2 separate regions of the Mus musculus genome follow, and region 2 is linked to region 1. The links are chromatin loops, found by intact Hi-C in ENCODE. Cell type or tissue: left cerebral cortex. All regions are shown on one strand. Links, peaks and the distances in the headings refer to the core of each region. The heading gives the core; the rest is flanking DNA.

What was found. A loop is a pair of places that touch in the nucleus more often than their neighbours do. Peaks named below come from ENCODE experiments on the same cell type or tissue, not always from the same donor. Only the 100,000 strongest peaks of a DNase experiment are listed, where the experiment ranks them.
Region 2: a loop joins it to region 1, with 2.5 times the contacts of the local background. A loop is called at or near these places in 1 of 42 quality-filtered maps.

Annotation. Positions count from the first base shown.
Region 1 is chr9:78,190,598-78,198,385 of GRCm38, forward strand. Gsta4 (glutathione S-transferase, alpha 4) reads left to right here and starts at 1,369. Exons shown (of 7, transcript NM_010357.3): 1 at 1,369-1,467; 2 at 7,673-7,779. The coding sequence starts at 7,693. In left cerebral cortex, for the core only: a CTCF peak has its summit at 3,534 (motif pointing left); DNase peaks (open chromatin) are centred at 3,530 and 4,643.
Region 2 is chr9:78,439,692-78,447,479 of GRCm38, forward strand. It overlaps Cgas (cyclic GMP-AMP synthase), which reads right to left and starts at 3,546. Exons shown (of 5, transcript NM_173386.5): 1 at 2,773-3,546. The coding sequence starts at 3,387. It also overlaps a transcript of Mto1 not described here. In left cerebral cortex, for the core only: no CTCF peak of the experiment used is centred there; a DNase peak (open chromatin) is centred at 3,530; H3K4me3 peaks cover 1,046 bases.

The sequences.
Region 1 (7,788 bases), core at 2,333-4,832:
GGGCAGAGAGCAGAAAAAGGAAACTTAGTCAATATGGAAAAAGAACAGGGATCCAGGCATCCAGGGACACACCCATCTTCCCCACCTCAAGTCCATCTTCCAGGTACTGAAGTGAGTTCAGAGTTTAACCAGAGAGCCTCAGGCACGCACATCTAAGCGGTCCTGGTCTAGGCAGTGGTCACGTGTGCTCACTGCTTTTCTGTGCTTCAGTCTCATCTTGTAAGACGTTCTGACTAACTCTTAGAAACTGTGCCAAAGGAATGTTTCCCAGGAGACAAGATCCCCCTCTGACTGGATTCCTGGGGAGTGTCCCTTTTCTTTGAGGTCCATTGTTTCCGTAGTCTGATAGTCGGACTGAGAGACACAAAGTGTCTCTTTTCAAATGTATTTTTGCCAGCCTGTTACAGAAACGTAAGCCATTTTGCATTGGGGCAACTGGTTTGAGGGGCAGCACTTTTAAAGAGGTGATAAGGTGGATGAGGGCTCCGCTGTCACGAGTGAATTAATGTCACTGAGGAGCGGGTTAGGTACTGAAGAACTAGCTTGCCTCAGTTTTAGGCTTCAAAGCCGTCCTACAGTAAAGACAAACTAGGTTTATTCCTGTTCATGACTGTACCTCTGTTTCTCAAAGGCAGAGCTATGCCCCACCTGTAACCTTAACTACAAACGGTTCTTGATGGGCTGCCTATGACTGTTCCAGGAATGGCGGTCATGCCTTTTTAACCATCTGCCCCATTCTACAGGGTAAAATGAAAGGGGAAAAAATTCTTTAAGGAGAAAGAGAGGGAGGGGGCAAAGTTTCCCATTCATCGGGAGTCCACCCCTAAGGTGAATGCACGAGCTTGCCGCTTTCTCTCTCGTCAAGGGAGGGCACACTTTTTTTTTTCTTTTATTTTACCCCATCCTCAGCAAGTGAAAGAAAGCCCCTCAATTTTGGCTTGCCCAACCTCCAGAACTGTACGTCTCTAATTTGTTTTCAAAAATAAAGTCTTGAGTGTCTATTTTAGCATCACAAGAATGGACCACAGCACGATGCTCCCAGTCGCTGATTCCTCTCTACTGTACTTTTGTTGGCAATGAATACAATGAATTCACAAATCTGCAAGCTCTAACCTTTCAATAGGTTGATGTTATAGTTATTTTGAATACAGTGCATTTATCTGAACTGCTTATATTACTGGGTTCCCCCGTAGAGAATGTAAACACTTCCAGCACAGGAATCGGAGTCCTCGCGTCAGCACCCCCAAAGAGTGTACTCAGTAATGAGTCAGCGAAAACTTTTAGAGCAAACCTGTTCTTCTCCCCGGGAAACAAAGCGTTAACCAACGTGCCTAGGGGGCGTGTACATTTCTTAAATGTTCAATGGCTGGTGGGCGGAGCTTCCAAAACGACCTGCAGGACGGTGAACTTTCGCTCGCAGAACCGCTTCTTTCCAGTGCCTGGAGACAACAATCCCACAAGAATAAGGTGAGTGAGTGCGTACATGTGTGTGCGTGCGTGTGTGTGTGTGTACTCCTCTTGCACTGAGTAGTTACATAATTTTGCTAAAGCTACAGTTTATAATCCGCAATTGTTTTAACTTTGTGATTTATTTGCTGTTCACTATCTCAAAGCTTGTTTAGGCCAAATAAAAGGCACAAATTTTTTCTGCCTAGTAGATGAGCGGTTGGTATGGTCTAAAGGTCTTGGTAGGGTTCGTTTTCTCTGCCATTTAAGTAATTAAAAGGCAGGAGGAATTTCAACTGCAACAGATAGCAGTGAAGAAATCTCAAACCCTGCAGACAGGAGCAGAGACTCAGCAGCTGAAGAAGGGGGCTTGCTGGAGGCAAGCAACCACCCACATGCAGCAGACACACAGAGAAAAGATCTGCAACACTGAAGCCACAAAATCTAAAAATCCCCGATCTCTTCTCGAGGGCTGGATTTGTTTGTTTGTTTGTTTGTTTAGTCTCTGAAGACCCCCCCCCCCCAATATAGGGTAATCACTTTAAAGAAAAGAAGTTTCTCTGGCCTGTGACTCTCGTGTAAACCAGCCCTAATCCAGATGGCCTAGAAGGTGTTGAGTTAGTCCCTCAGCAGTGGCCTGCTGCTGGGAGGTAAAAGCCTGCAAGGCCCTGGTTTTAAGGGGCCAGGCTTTTGTCTCAGCCTGGAGGGTATAGAAGAAGCCAGCCATCTTGGAAGTTCATCAGGTTTCTTACATATCCATGGCCCCTCTCCCTGTCTGTCTAACTTCTAGTCTCTCATGATTCTGAAGAAAATAGCAAATGGACATCTATCCAATGGACACGCGTGCGTTGTCTGTGCACAGCTTAAGTATGACTGGGCACACCAAAACACCCTCACACATTATAACTTCAAAAGTTGAAGAGACCTGAGAAACCTGCACATCAAATCCTACACTCTCCTGGCCCTGTGTGGAGTCAGAGCAGTTAGCACTCCCTCCCTGTGACGATGCTCGTGTGTGTGTGTGTGTGTGTGTGTGTGTGTGTGTGTGTGTGTGTGTGTGTGTGTGTGTGTGTGTGTGTGTGTGTGTGTGTGTGTGTGTGTGTGTACGTACTCGGGAGCGCAAATGCCAGCCTTGGGAACAAGAAAGCAGCATCCCGTAGCCTCCCCTGAGACTCATACCCCCTTTTGATTAACAACCAACTTTTCTCAGGTGCAGATGGCTCCTGCCCTCGAAGGAAACAGAACCCAATACCCTTGAAATGATAACAGCCCACTCTTAGACTATGAAAAAGAGACAATTAAGTGTTCCCAGACAGCTGTGGCCAGTTGTAAAACTACACCAGCTTCCTATAGCACAAGGTACTTTTCCCAGGTCGGAAAGGTTCCTTTCCAGCTGCACGTTCCGCCCCGCTGTCAGAACAAACCTGATATCAGGTTTGAAGAGCAGAATTCCTTTACCCTCTCATGGAATGCCAAGGCTTGGAAACCCGGCCTGCAGTTTTTTCCTTTATAAACCCCCTTCACTTAGACCTGGGGGTTCACTCTCTTTCCTGTTTCATCAGGAAGGTTGGTGGCCCAAGCTCGAGCTTGAATAAAGACCCTCATGCAATTATAGCAGGTTGTGATTCCTGATGGTCTCTTTGGGGTTTTTACAATCTGGGCACAACAAAGTAAATACATAAGACTTTTTTTTAAAAAATGATTTTATTTGTTTACAGTTCAAATGATATTCCCCTTCCCGGTTACCCCTCCACAACCCTGCCATCCCACCCCCCTCTGCCCCCTCCCCTTTGCCTTTATGAGGGTGCTCCTCCACCCATTCACCTACCCCCGCCCCCCGACTGTTCTAGCACCCCCCTGAGCTGGGGCATCAAATGTCCACAGGACAGAGGGCCTCCCTTTGATATCAGATAAGGCCATCCTCTGCTACATAAGTATCTGGTACCATGAATCTCTCTTTGGTTGGTGGTTTAGTCTCTGGGAATTCTGGGTTGGTCCAGTTGATATTGTTCTTCCTTTGGGGTTGCAATCCCCATAGAAACCAAATGGTGGCTCACAACCATCTATAAGGGGAACTGATGCCCTCTTCTGGCATATGGGTGTATATGCAGCAGAGCACTCAATAAATACATTTGCCAGGACCCAACGGGGATGACTTTAGCTGAAATACATAAGACTTAAGTGGGGTTTTAACTGAATTTGAATTTGAAAATACTCATTAGTATTTGGGCGTCCACACATGCTCACACATGCACACCACACATACATGCCCACACTCTCACACACATATTCTCTCTAGGAAAATCTCAGTTATTTTTTACCTACTTAGAAAGGAAGCAGGGGCCAGCCATAGAGTACCTTTGTGCTTCTCCGCGTCTCCTCCACGTGTTCAGAAGACTTAACTCAAATGATCGAACACTGGAGTTTTCCTCCTGGTCCTGCACGTGCAGGGAGCTGTGCTAAAATGAAATGCAGGGCTTCTCGAAGGAGCAAGCTCTGGTGAGGTGTTTATCGGTTTGTTTCTCAGACTTGCCCTAGCCTTTAAATACCACATGGCAGCCTGCTTTGTTTATTCTTACATAGCTACAAAGACCCAGGTAGATTTGAGTCTCTTGGCTTTATTTTTTCATCTAAGCAAGTGTATAAACCATTGGTGTTCTATGAACATTAACCAATCGGCTTAATTAATAAGAAGTTTAGTTTCTGAGTATGAAAGATGGGGAGGAGATACCTAATACAAGCTGGGTCAGAGTCTCTGTCCCACAGGGGTGCTGTGTCCCGCAGGAGTGCCATATGGCTGCAGTAAAAAATCCACATAACCAACTGAGAGCTGCCACGAGATCTGGTGTTCCATGTTGACCTAGTTCATGGGAAGAATGGACAATGGTTCCATGCTGACTGCGACCCCCAGGGCAGACTGATTGAATTTTCACCCTAGAATTTTCTTCTCATTTCTTTTCCTTTTTAAATTTTATTGTGCATGGGTGTTTTGTCTGTGTGCATATCTGTGCATCGCGTGTGCAGCATCCAAGGATGCTCGGAAAAGGAAGTCAGATCCTCTGGGCTTGGAGTTACTGAGTGTTGTGAGTTGCCACGTGGGTTTTGGGATGAAGCCCAGTCCTCTGCGCTTTTCACGGTTGAGCCACCTCTAGCTCAGACCTGTAACTTCCTACTAGGCACCTAGAAACTGCTGCTGCTGGTCCCCAAGCGCGCTCAGGAGATTGCCGCCCACTTCTAAAACAGAAGCCAGGCTGACTTCTTTTCTCACAAGCAAATGTTGCTGTAATCTGCGACGGAGAAGGGACATTTTTAGGTTGCTAGGTTTCCATGTTTAGTGACTTGCACATGTGCTCTCCTTTTGACCTTGGAACTAAGCCTTTGTTGGAGCTGAGCTGTGAACCGGTACCTGTGGCCTAACTCAAGCAATTGTATTAGGAGAAGTGTTCTTCCATTTTCTAGAAGATTTTGTACTTCTTTTTCCGTCTAAACTGTCACCCATGATGGCTGCTTTCTGCTCAGTCCAGCTGAGCTGTGCGCTGGCTTCTGGGTTGAGGAGCTGCATATGGGTGCACATTCTCTGATCCTTCTGGGTGGGGTTCAACCCCCAGGTCATCATAGGAAAAGCCCACTTGGCGAACTAGCTCATGGAACTGTGTACACACTTGGACAACTCTTGAGAAGAAGAAACCAGAGTTGAGAAGATGAGTGTGGGTCAGAATGCTGCTGGCATTTGAATGAAATCGGGGACAACTGTCTTTTGTTCTTGGCGGCTCCTGGGGACAAAATTAGTATTTCTACTGCACTTATTTTGTTCACTCTGACAATGTACCTTAAACAAGGAGATAACTGGGTTTACTTTTTGAAGGCTAAACGGACATAGTTTTCTATATTACCAATCTTTAGGTTATACTAAACATTGTTGAATCAAGAAAAAAGTATTAGAAGACCTGCTTTAGGCTTCTATCCTGGCTGGACAAATTTACATGTGCATACAATCTCTGTGTGCTAGCTGTTTCTCCTCCCACCCCCACAACTTGACACAAGCCAGGGTCATCTGGGAATAGGAAACAATTGAATTAAGAATTAAACCTCTGGGGCTGGAGAGATGGCTCAGTGGTTAAGAACACTGACTGCTCTTCCAAAGGCCATGAGTTCAAATCCCAGCAACCACATGGTGGCTCACAACCATCCATAATGAGATCTGACAACCTCTTCTGGTGTGTCTGAAGACAGCTACAGTGTACTTAGATATAATAATAACTAAATATTTTTTTTTAAGAAAATAAGAATTAAAACTCCATCAGGGTGTTTGGCCTGTAGGCAAGTCTGTGGGATGCTCTCTCTGTCTCTCTGCCTCTACATCTCTCTTTGTTCTCTACCCTCCCCCCACACACCTTTTTTTTTTTTTGAAACAGGGTCCTTCTGTGCAGTAATTGTTGTCCTGGAACTCATTATGTAGACCAGGCTAGCCTCAAACTCACAAGAGATCCTCTTGCCTTTTATCTCCCAAATCCTGGGATTAAAATCAAGTTCTACCACATTCAGCTGGGTCATTTTCTTGATTTATGGCTGGTGGTGGGTGGGGCAGCCCGCTGTGGGTGATACCACCCCATGGTTCTGGATCCTTGCCAAAAGATCCTCCTTATTTTGTTTTTTTGGTTCTCAAGTCCACTCCTGCCTTTCAGGATTCTATTGTAGAAAGCAGACTGAGCAAGGATTGAGAAGCAGGCCAATAAGTGTGTCTGCATGTGTGTGTGTGTGTGTGTGTGTGTGCATGTGTGTGTGCATGTGTGTGTGTAACCCAGCACTTCATGCTTGTGAGGCAAATACAATCCCACTGCACTCCTCCTGCCCCCAAACAGGCCAATAATGTAATATTTTGTTTGTTTGTCTTTGCTTTAGTGATACTATTTCTTTCAGTATACTTAACAAAAAAAATATGATAATTTTTTTCATTTGGCAAAAACCTTTATCTTTAGTGTGAGGTTGATCTGATTGGCCATAATGTATTTTATCAAAACATATTATGAACAGCATGTCTAATAAAGCTTTCTATAGACATAGTAAATGCTAAATAATTTTGCTAAATGACCAGATATGTGGAAATGTGCGCTCACGATCCCCTTGCCTCTGCCTGGGATGCGTGTCATGGTGCTCAGGGATCACTTTATGTTTCGTGTAGGAAGAAGTGATTAGTGAAAAAGATAGCACTTTGCAAGTTTAAAAATAATTTAATTCAGAATTTTGTATTTTACAGATATTTACAGTGTGTGTGTATTATTTAGTTTTGTTTTTTGAGACAGGGTTTCTTTGTATAGTCCTGGTTATCTGCACTCTGTAGACCAGGCTGGCCTCAAACTCACAGAGATCCACCTGCCTCTGCCTCCCAAGTACTGGGATTATAGGTGTGTGTCACCACTGCTTTACTTTGGTATTTTCTAACTTGTCATTATGATTCATATATTTTATGCTATTTCATAGATCTCTTTTTACCTGGAAAAAAAATAAAGTCTTGTGGCGGCAATTGAAGACTCCCCAGTTCCCGCAGAATAGCCCACTTCAAGTAGCCTGCCTCTTTGCTGGTGTTAGAAAAGATTTTTTTTTTCAGAGATATTTATGAAATCATTATATCAATTCCTGGTTCCTATCTCCAAATACCAGAGACAGTCTCAATAATGTGACGCCTTGGTGGGTGTGCCTGGTTCTTTTGTCTCAAGCTGTGAGTGACAGCATTTATACAGCGTAAGGCAAACCATGCGTGCACATTGAAATGGCTACTTTTTTGGTTTGTTTGTTTGATGGTTTGGGTTTTTGTTTTTCAAGGCAGGGTTTCTTTCTGTAGTCCTCACTGTCATGGAATTCGCTCTATAGGCCAGGCTGGCCTTGAACTCACAGAGATTCCCCTGCCTCTGCCTCCTGGAATTAAAGGCGTGGACCACTACTGCCCATTTTAATTGGTTAAAAGTAAAGACTGCTATTTCTGCTCAAGAAATGGGACATTGTTGACTGCCTAGCAAAGGCAAGTGCTCCGCCCCAGTCCTAACCACCTGCTCACAAGGCCAACTCCAAATCCCGCTTTTGTGCATTTCTCCATAGCGTGCTCTTGTCTGCGCACCCCACACAGGAGCTTTTCTTACCGTGTTTCATCTCGGCTGTAACTGGTGGCGAAGCGTATGATGTGTACCAGGTTGTTTTCTAAACGTATTTTTTTACTTCCGCCCTTTAGGAAGCTCTGAAGCAGGAGTCATGGCAGCCAAACCTAAGCTCTACTACTTTAATGGCAGGGGACGGATGGAGTCGATCCGCTGGCTGCTGGCTGCGGCTGGAGTGGAGGTCAGTTCC
Region 2 (7,788 bases), core at 2,008-4,507, 250 kb after region 1:
AGGCCCTGGACAATCAGCTGAGGTGCATATTTAACATGCCAAAGTGGCCCTGGCCACCAGGTTCTCCCAGCATCCTTCAGTCCCTACCTGACAGGCAAACCGTGTAACATAATAGTCACCCACTTGGTATTAACTTTGGAGACCTTACATTGTTTGCACTTGCTAGAACTTAGTTTTTGTCTTCTGAAAATTATGGCTATGCTCTATGTCTTAAAAAGGTATTTCATTTTAATATTACAGGTACAGTTTAGAAGAGGTAACTAAACTGTAAGAGGTTAAAAAAAAAACAGACAGTGACTGTTTAACTCAGATACCAGATACGATTAGTCTGCACTAGCTCTTCAAGCTCATTTGCCCACCTGCACATGTTTTTAAGGTTAAACCTAGGACTGGCAACTAGAAACAAGCAAAGTTTGTCTATTCCAGTATGCTTTAGATTGACAGATGGTCCTCAGGCACTTCAGAGACCTGCTGAATCTGGCATTTAAGAGGCTTAAACTTACCATGACAAACAGAAACTCCTAAATCCTGGCAGTGACCACCTCAAGGTCGCCAAGAAGATCCTGGCATATCGGTAAAGGACTCCACCTAGCTTGTACTACACTAATCACCAAGAAAGACTGCCACATTGCCTTGCCCAGGCTAGGGCCAGCCTGAACCATGGACAAACAGGACACCAGAGAGTTAATTGTCCATGCTGCCTAAGACAAGGTGAGGTCTGTCTCTCCCATGTTCCTCCTCCACAGGAAAAGCCTCTCATAGTCTGGACCAAATGGCCAAAGACTGCCTCTGCACAAGGTGCCATGGAGGCCACAGAGCCTGGGACAATTGTTTAGGTAGTAGACTTTAGACTCGCCTCGGTCGTTTTAGTTGATATATAGGCCATTTTTGGATTATTGTTCCTGCTTACTTAGGTAAATTTTATCCTTCTCAGGTCTCTGAAGACTTTGAAGACCAATGAGAGAAGTAACTTTTTACTATTTCTTACTAAAGGAACTCACTTTACAGTGAGTGTTCCCGCCAGTGTCTCATGGTGATTTTGAACAGAAAAACAGTTTACAGTTTATGTAAGGTCTGAGGCTAGGAAAGCGTCTAAGAAAGTGCGCGAGGAAATAGCAAGGTGTTCTGAGGTTGCTAAAGGTAAGGTATGAAGGTTGGAGGTCGTGAAAACCTTGAATGCTAAGGAAAGTGAGCTAAGGGAGAAGGAAAATGCTTCAGATCTCTTCCCCTTCCCTCCCGTTCCCTCCCCTCGCTGTGCTATCATTGTGGTGAGACCTCAAAGTTCAGAGTTTAACATGGAACAGTGGTAAAACTAACACTTCTAATATTTATCTCTTTTTGTAAACTTAAAAAGATACTTCTAAGCTTCAGGGCATCCACTCGAATCCACTTCTCACAGGTCAAATTGACTCCAGATAAGTACTGCCAATCAATAACCTGCTTCCCTCCCCTACCTGTGTATTCCTGAGGGGGGATCTAGTCCCCTTTCCCTGGTCCTGGGAGCCCCACCCCAACTACCAAGACCATGGGCCTAAAGGTTTCAAATGTACACCCAAGAAAATTTCTTTTTCTCCCTAACCTCCTTAACTTTATCTTCTGCTCCTATCTGTTATTAGCATCCCAAATCCAGAACAGTCCCACAACCTGGACAGCAAGTTACACAGCCTGCTCTTCTCAGACTTGGTCAGCATTCCAGTTTTGAACCCCTTCCCTGATCATGGCACCCCAATGTCAGCAAAGTAGCCATAGACAATTGCGAGGCCCCTTATTCATTTATTATCAACAAAAGGCTGAGGTGTCTGGATTCAGATCCAGGTGCGCATTTAACCAAAGCCGACCTGGCCTCCAGGTTCTCCCAGGTCCCTCAGTCCCTACCTGTTACAGAGCATGGCTAGCATACTTCAGCCTCTGCCCTGAACCTTTCAGCCAAGGGGCTGGGCTTCCCCTCCGCCAGAAGCAGCTCTTCTCTATATAATGTGGGCATTTTGTGCGCTCTCTCTCGCTCTCGCTCTCTCTCTCTCCCTTCCTTCCCTCCCTTCCTTCTCCCTCTCCCTTTCTCCCCTCTTCTCTCTTCTCTCTCTTCCTCCTTCTCTACCCAACTCTGCCTCTCTGTATGTTCTCTCTCCCTGCGTGGGCACACTCTTTCTCTCTCTCTCTCTTCCCTCTTCCCTCTGTCTCCCTCCCCACAGTGACTACCCTGGCCTTTTTCTTAGGACCAGTGAACCTGCCCAAGAGCAGCTTTCTAATAAACCTGCCTTAATATATTTTAATTTGGCTTGAATTGGCTCATTTCACTAGCAGAGAATAGCTATCACCATCATCTTCAGGAACTCAGCCGGGCCTACTCTCCGAAGAGCATTAGAGGTAGGCTTGTAGATGACGTTCGCTCATAGGGGGTGCGACAATGTCAACGGACCCTCACTTGAGTACCCAGCCACCTCTCCCAATTAGTTGTATACAATTCTGCCCTAATTGCAGGCGGTCCCAAAGTCTCAGGGATGGACTAGATTCAATCTAGAGGCTATAGTTGGGGAAGGATTAATAAAGATGACTCCCCTGCGACTACTTTAAGGTCACCTGTCCCATCCCTCCAAAGCAAACTAACTAGCTATCAATATTGCTTGCTGTGAGCTAACTGGATGAATTAAAAAAAAAAAAAAAAGACTGGGGTGTTCCAAGGGAGGGGGGCCCTAAGAGTGTGGGACCCCCAAACAGCTGAGGAGGCAAGTGAGGAGTGGGGCCGGAGCCCCTCCAGCAGGTCTTGACGCTCACCTTCACATGTTCATAGTAGCTGCCAGTGTTCAGCTGCTCCACACCTTTGAACTCCGACTCCCGTTTCTGCATTCTGCGCAGCAGGCGTTCCACAACTTTATTCACCGTCTCGGCCGCCTCCGAGATATCTTTGCGTTTCAATCTCAATTTGTCCAGCACCTTCTTTAGCTTGTCCGGTTCCTTCCTGGACCCTCGCGGCGCTCTGGGCTGCCCGGTGGAGCGCGCGCCCCTTCTGTGGCTAGGTCCCCTTACGACTTTCCGCGCCTCGGGATCCGCGGGCGGCTGGGGCTCCCGTACGGCGGGCAGCTCCGGATCCAGGATGGCCTGCTGCTGGGGCACCCGGACGGCAGGCCGCGCGGTGGCTCCTGCCGCGTCCATGGCCGAGGGCTGTGCATCTTTGGTGAGCTCAGTGGCCCTTGCTGGATGCACTCGGGGCCCTGGGGCACGTGGCTTCTCCGTGGTGTCCCCGTCACGCTCCGCCCGCCGCGATCGAGCCCCCCTTTGCGGGCCGCAGCTTTCCGCGTGGGCCCTGGTCCTGCTGGGCTGCGTCGGGGCGCGCTTCGCGGACGGCTTCTTAGCGCGTGGCGCCGTCGTCCTTCTACGCGGATCTTCCATATCTGCCGCTCTTCGGTCCGGGAAAGAATAAATCGACTTCGAAGAAAGGCCGCGAAAAGGGGAACTCTCAGTGGCCGCTGGAAATGAAACTTAAATATATGGCGGGAACGTAGCCGGTCAGTATCCGCCGCGAGCAGGCGCAGGAGCACGCGTGAAGTCAGCGCCAGGAAGAGGCGGTCCAAGAGATGCGAACTTTTTCACCAGTGGGGACCAGCAGAGCCACTAGCTGGGGAACCACCCACTGAGCCACTGGCCGGGAAACCTCTCCTTTACCGCACAGACGCGGAAACCACTGACAGCTCAGATGGCTAGATTTGCCGCCTACCACCAAGATGTGTTTCAGGACACTACTGTCTCTCGTACATTTGTAGTTGATAAACAACTTTTTTATGTAAACTTTTTTGTTGTTTTTTGTTTTTTTTGTTTTTCGAGACAGGGTTTCTCTGTGTAGCCCTGGCTGTCCTGGGACTCACTGTAAACCAGGCTGGCGTCGAACTCAGAAATCCGCCTGCCTCTGCCTCCCAAGTGCTGGGATTAAAGGCGTGCGTCACCTCGCCCGGTTTATGTAAACTTTAAATCAAAATTTACTGTTCTTGTTAATGAGAAATAGAAACTCACTGAACCTTTTCAAGTTAGATTTAACTGCTTGGAATTAGTATTTCAACTTATCTTTCTAAAAAGCACACCGACTCTTAAAGAACATATTCAAAGTGCCTGTGTGAGTTTCATGAGCAGCACGGTGTAAGCCATCCTGATTTGGCTGCTGAGATTCCGTAGTCCTTTAATGCAGACTTTCAGAAAGCGATTTCTAAAGTCGGTCTCGTCAACAGTGGCTGCTTCTTTTAAAGTTGTTCTTGGCGGAACTCATTTTGCCTTCCACTGTGCTAACAAAAACAAAAACCTGTCTTCTGAAGATTTACATGGCTCAGAACAACACTTAGTTTTCAACTAACATCAGAATGTTATAATAATAACATTACTATATTCCACACCTTATTATGCAATCCTGTGTGTCCCTTAAAATAAAGCTCAAAAATTGCTGCTCTGTGTAACTTTTTGTAAAGTGTGTGTGTGTGTGTGTGAGTGTGTGTGTGTGTGTGTGTGTGTGTGTGTGTGCGCGCGCGCACGCGCGCGCGTGTGTATGTACCATATATTATGAGATACATGTAGCCTGAATAAAAAGACACCGATCAGTGTGCTGCCATCCTATTGACCCTGCAACTCTCTTCCCTCCTTCCTGTCAATGCCTGTACATGAGTTTTCAAAATGGGAACTTGTCTAACAAGCATTCGCTTTTGAATGGCAAGTAGACACACCTGGGAATGGAAACGCTGCCTACTTTGCAGAAATACACTTGAGCAGGAGACCTCTCTGTGAGGTCTTGCCAGTAGAGTGGCATTCTCCATTATTAGTCTCAGCACTAGGGAAGCAGAGGCAGTAAGCTGGAGATCTACAGAGCTAGTTCTAAAACAGTCAGGGCTATACATCGAAACCCTATCTGGAGGAAAAGAAGAAGAGAAGGGAGGGAGAGGAGGAGGAGGAGGAGGGTGAGGAGGAGGAGGAATTAAAAAGAAGAAAACAGTGCAATAGAGTATGGAATAGGCATGAGCATCGGAGAGAATGAAGTTTGAACAATGATTTTTGAAAGGAGCAAAATTCACTGCGACAACCATACTGTAATTGTAATTCTTTTAGTTGTGAATCTTTCTAGTTAATCAACTCTTAGCATCACCTGTGGGAGCATAGGTCCGTAGCTCCAGCTGCTCTGGAGGCTTAAGCAGAGCATCTTTGAGCCCAGAAGTACAAGCCTGGATAAGAGAGTGAGATCTTGTCTCAAACAATAAATCCGAGGTCCATCCTGGGGACGCTGATACAAGAGTAACAAACTACCTTCCACATGAGGGTTTTATAGACTTCCCAAACAGAAACTCGGTTTCTATTGTCTTTATTATCTGTCCTTGGGCTACAACTGAACTTTCTGGTTCTGAGTCTATGAGTAATGTCTTCGTTGAAAAGGGAAGATTCTGCACTGAATACATAGCATGTGAACAGATTAATGCCTGGTCTTCAAATGTAGGTGAGAGGGATTCTCCCAGGTAAGTGTCAACTGGGTTTATGATTCTTTGGGGAGGGGGCAGGATTGATGCAGGGTTTCTTTGTGTGGCCCTGATTATCCTGGAACTCACTCTGTAGATCAGGCCTTGAACTCAAGAGATCCCCTGCCTCTGCCTCTGCCTCTGCCTCTGCCTCTGCCTCTGCCTCTGCCTCTGCCTCTGCCTCTGCCTCTGCCTCTGCCTCTGCCTCTGCCTCTGCCTCTGCCTCTGCCTCTGCCTCTGCCTCTGCCTCTGCCTCTGCCTCTGCCTCTGCCTCTGCCTCTGCCTCTGCCTCTGCCTCTGCCTCTGCCTCTGCCTCTGCCTCTGCCTCTGCCTCTGCCTCTGCCTCTGCCTCTGCCTCTGCCTCTGCCTCTGCCTCTGCCTCTGCCTCTGCCTCTGCCTCGAGTACTGGGATTACAGGCATGAGACACCACTGCCTGACTGAGTCTATGATTCTTTAATCAATGGTTTAAGCTATTGACTCAAAATATTAAGAAGTAGTATATTTTAGCTAGCACGGGCCATAACTCTAATATAAACACTTTGAAAACCTGTTAGAGAAAGGAAAAAAAAAAAAGCAAACTACTTTGGTGCCTACACTTTGGAGGGAGATCTTCATGAGTTTAAGACCAGCCTGATCTATATATCAATTCCAGACTGAGAGAGGCAAGAACAGAGCCAGGAGGAGTTGAGAGAGAACTGCTAGTAAATATTTGATGATACTTGAAAAATGCCCAATGTTTGTGAAACATCACATCCCATTTAAACCAATTTCATTATCCACGGTTAAAGCATAACTATCCGCTTCTGTGCTAGACAGAGTCTGCACACCTGTAATCTCCACACTTAGGTACCTGAGGCAGGAGGATGGGGAATCCAAGTCTAGTTTGGCATACATAGAAAGGACACGTCTCAAAGGAAAAAGAAATCCAAGTGAAACATGGTGGCATAAATCTGAAATGCTGGCACTCAGCAGACTGAGGCAGAAGGATTGCTGTGAGTTCCAGTTCGCTCTGGGTTGCAAAGTAAGATATCTCAAAAACACACTAGAAGCTGGGAAGATGGCTCACTGGATAGCTATGCACTCCTGACACCTGTTTTTTTTTTTTATTCTTAGAACCCACATAAAAGATATACATGGTATATCTTGGTACATACCTCTACAATCTTAGCCCTCTTACTGCAAGGTGGGAGGCAGAGATTGGAGAATTGGCCTTAAGTTCTTTAGCCAGCTGTCCTGGAGTACACAGAACATCAAGAGAAATAATAAGAGAGGCCCTGCTTCAAAACAAGGTAGAAGGAGATCACTGGCTCCTCAGAACTTGACATTTGTGTCCCAAATGTTCACCAAGACATACACACTTATGCTCACCTCTCTTTCTCCTCTCTCTCTCTCTCTCTCTCTCTCTCTCTCATCTAAAAACACCTACCATCAACAAACAAGCCAATATTGGATACAATGTAGAAGACTTTTTTTTTTCATTTTTTCTCTTTTGCTTATTTTCACTTTCTCTCAGAGACAAGATCTCTCTACATAACCCTGACTATCCAGGAACTCACCGTGTAGTTCATGCTGACCTCAGACTCAGAGCTCTGCCTGAGTTGTGCACCATCGTGCCCAGCTAAGCAAATATATTGTTAAGGGGACTGGACAGATGATTGGCAGGTAAAAATATCTGCTGTCAAATCTGATGATGTGGGTTCAATTCCCAGAACCCACAGGATGAGGAGAACTGACTCTCTCAAGTAGATCTCCATATGTGCACTGTAGTATGAGTAAGCCCATACACATACTCACATGCAAATGAATACATGCAATTAAAAATTTAAATATATATAGTTAAATGGAGGGGAATAAAGTGAAAGATAGTATAATCACAGAATTTATATACAAAATACTAGCGTTCCTGTGCCGTGTGAGTTTTCCCCCTCCTGTGAAAATGTGAATAAATGTATATTTACCTGAGGGCACCAAGAACAAGCCAAAGAAAATTATTCCACTCAAATATAATTTAGTGAAACTATAAGTTTTTTGGAGGTATTTACAGGAGTGTGGATGACTCAAAGACTGCATTACAAAAGTCCAGGGCAGTATGGATGACAACTCACAAAAGTTGTATCCCTGAGCCCCCGAAGGACTTGCACATCTGATGGTCCTGGAGTCTACCCCCTAGCAATGGTCCCTGCTTGTATAGCCTGAAGTAGGGGTGGGCCTGGCAATTTATAAATCTTCCTGGGACTGAACCTGTAAACTTTGTTCACTTCTGGACTTTTATGAGACTCCCTCCTCTAGGAAGGAATATTTCAA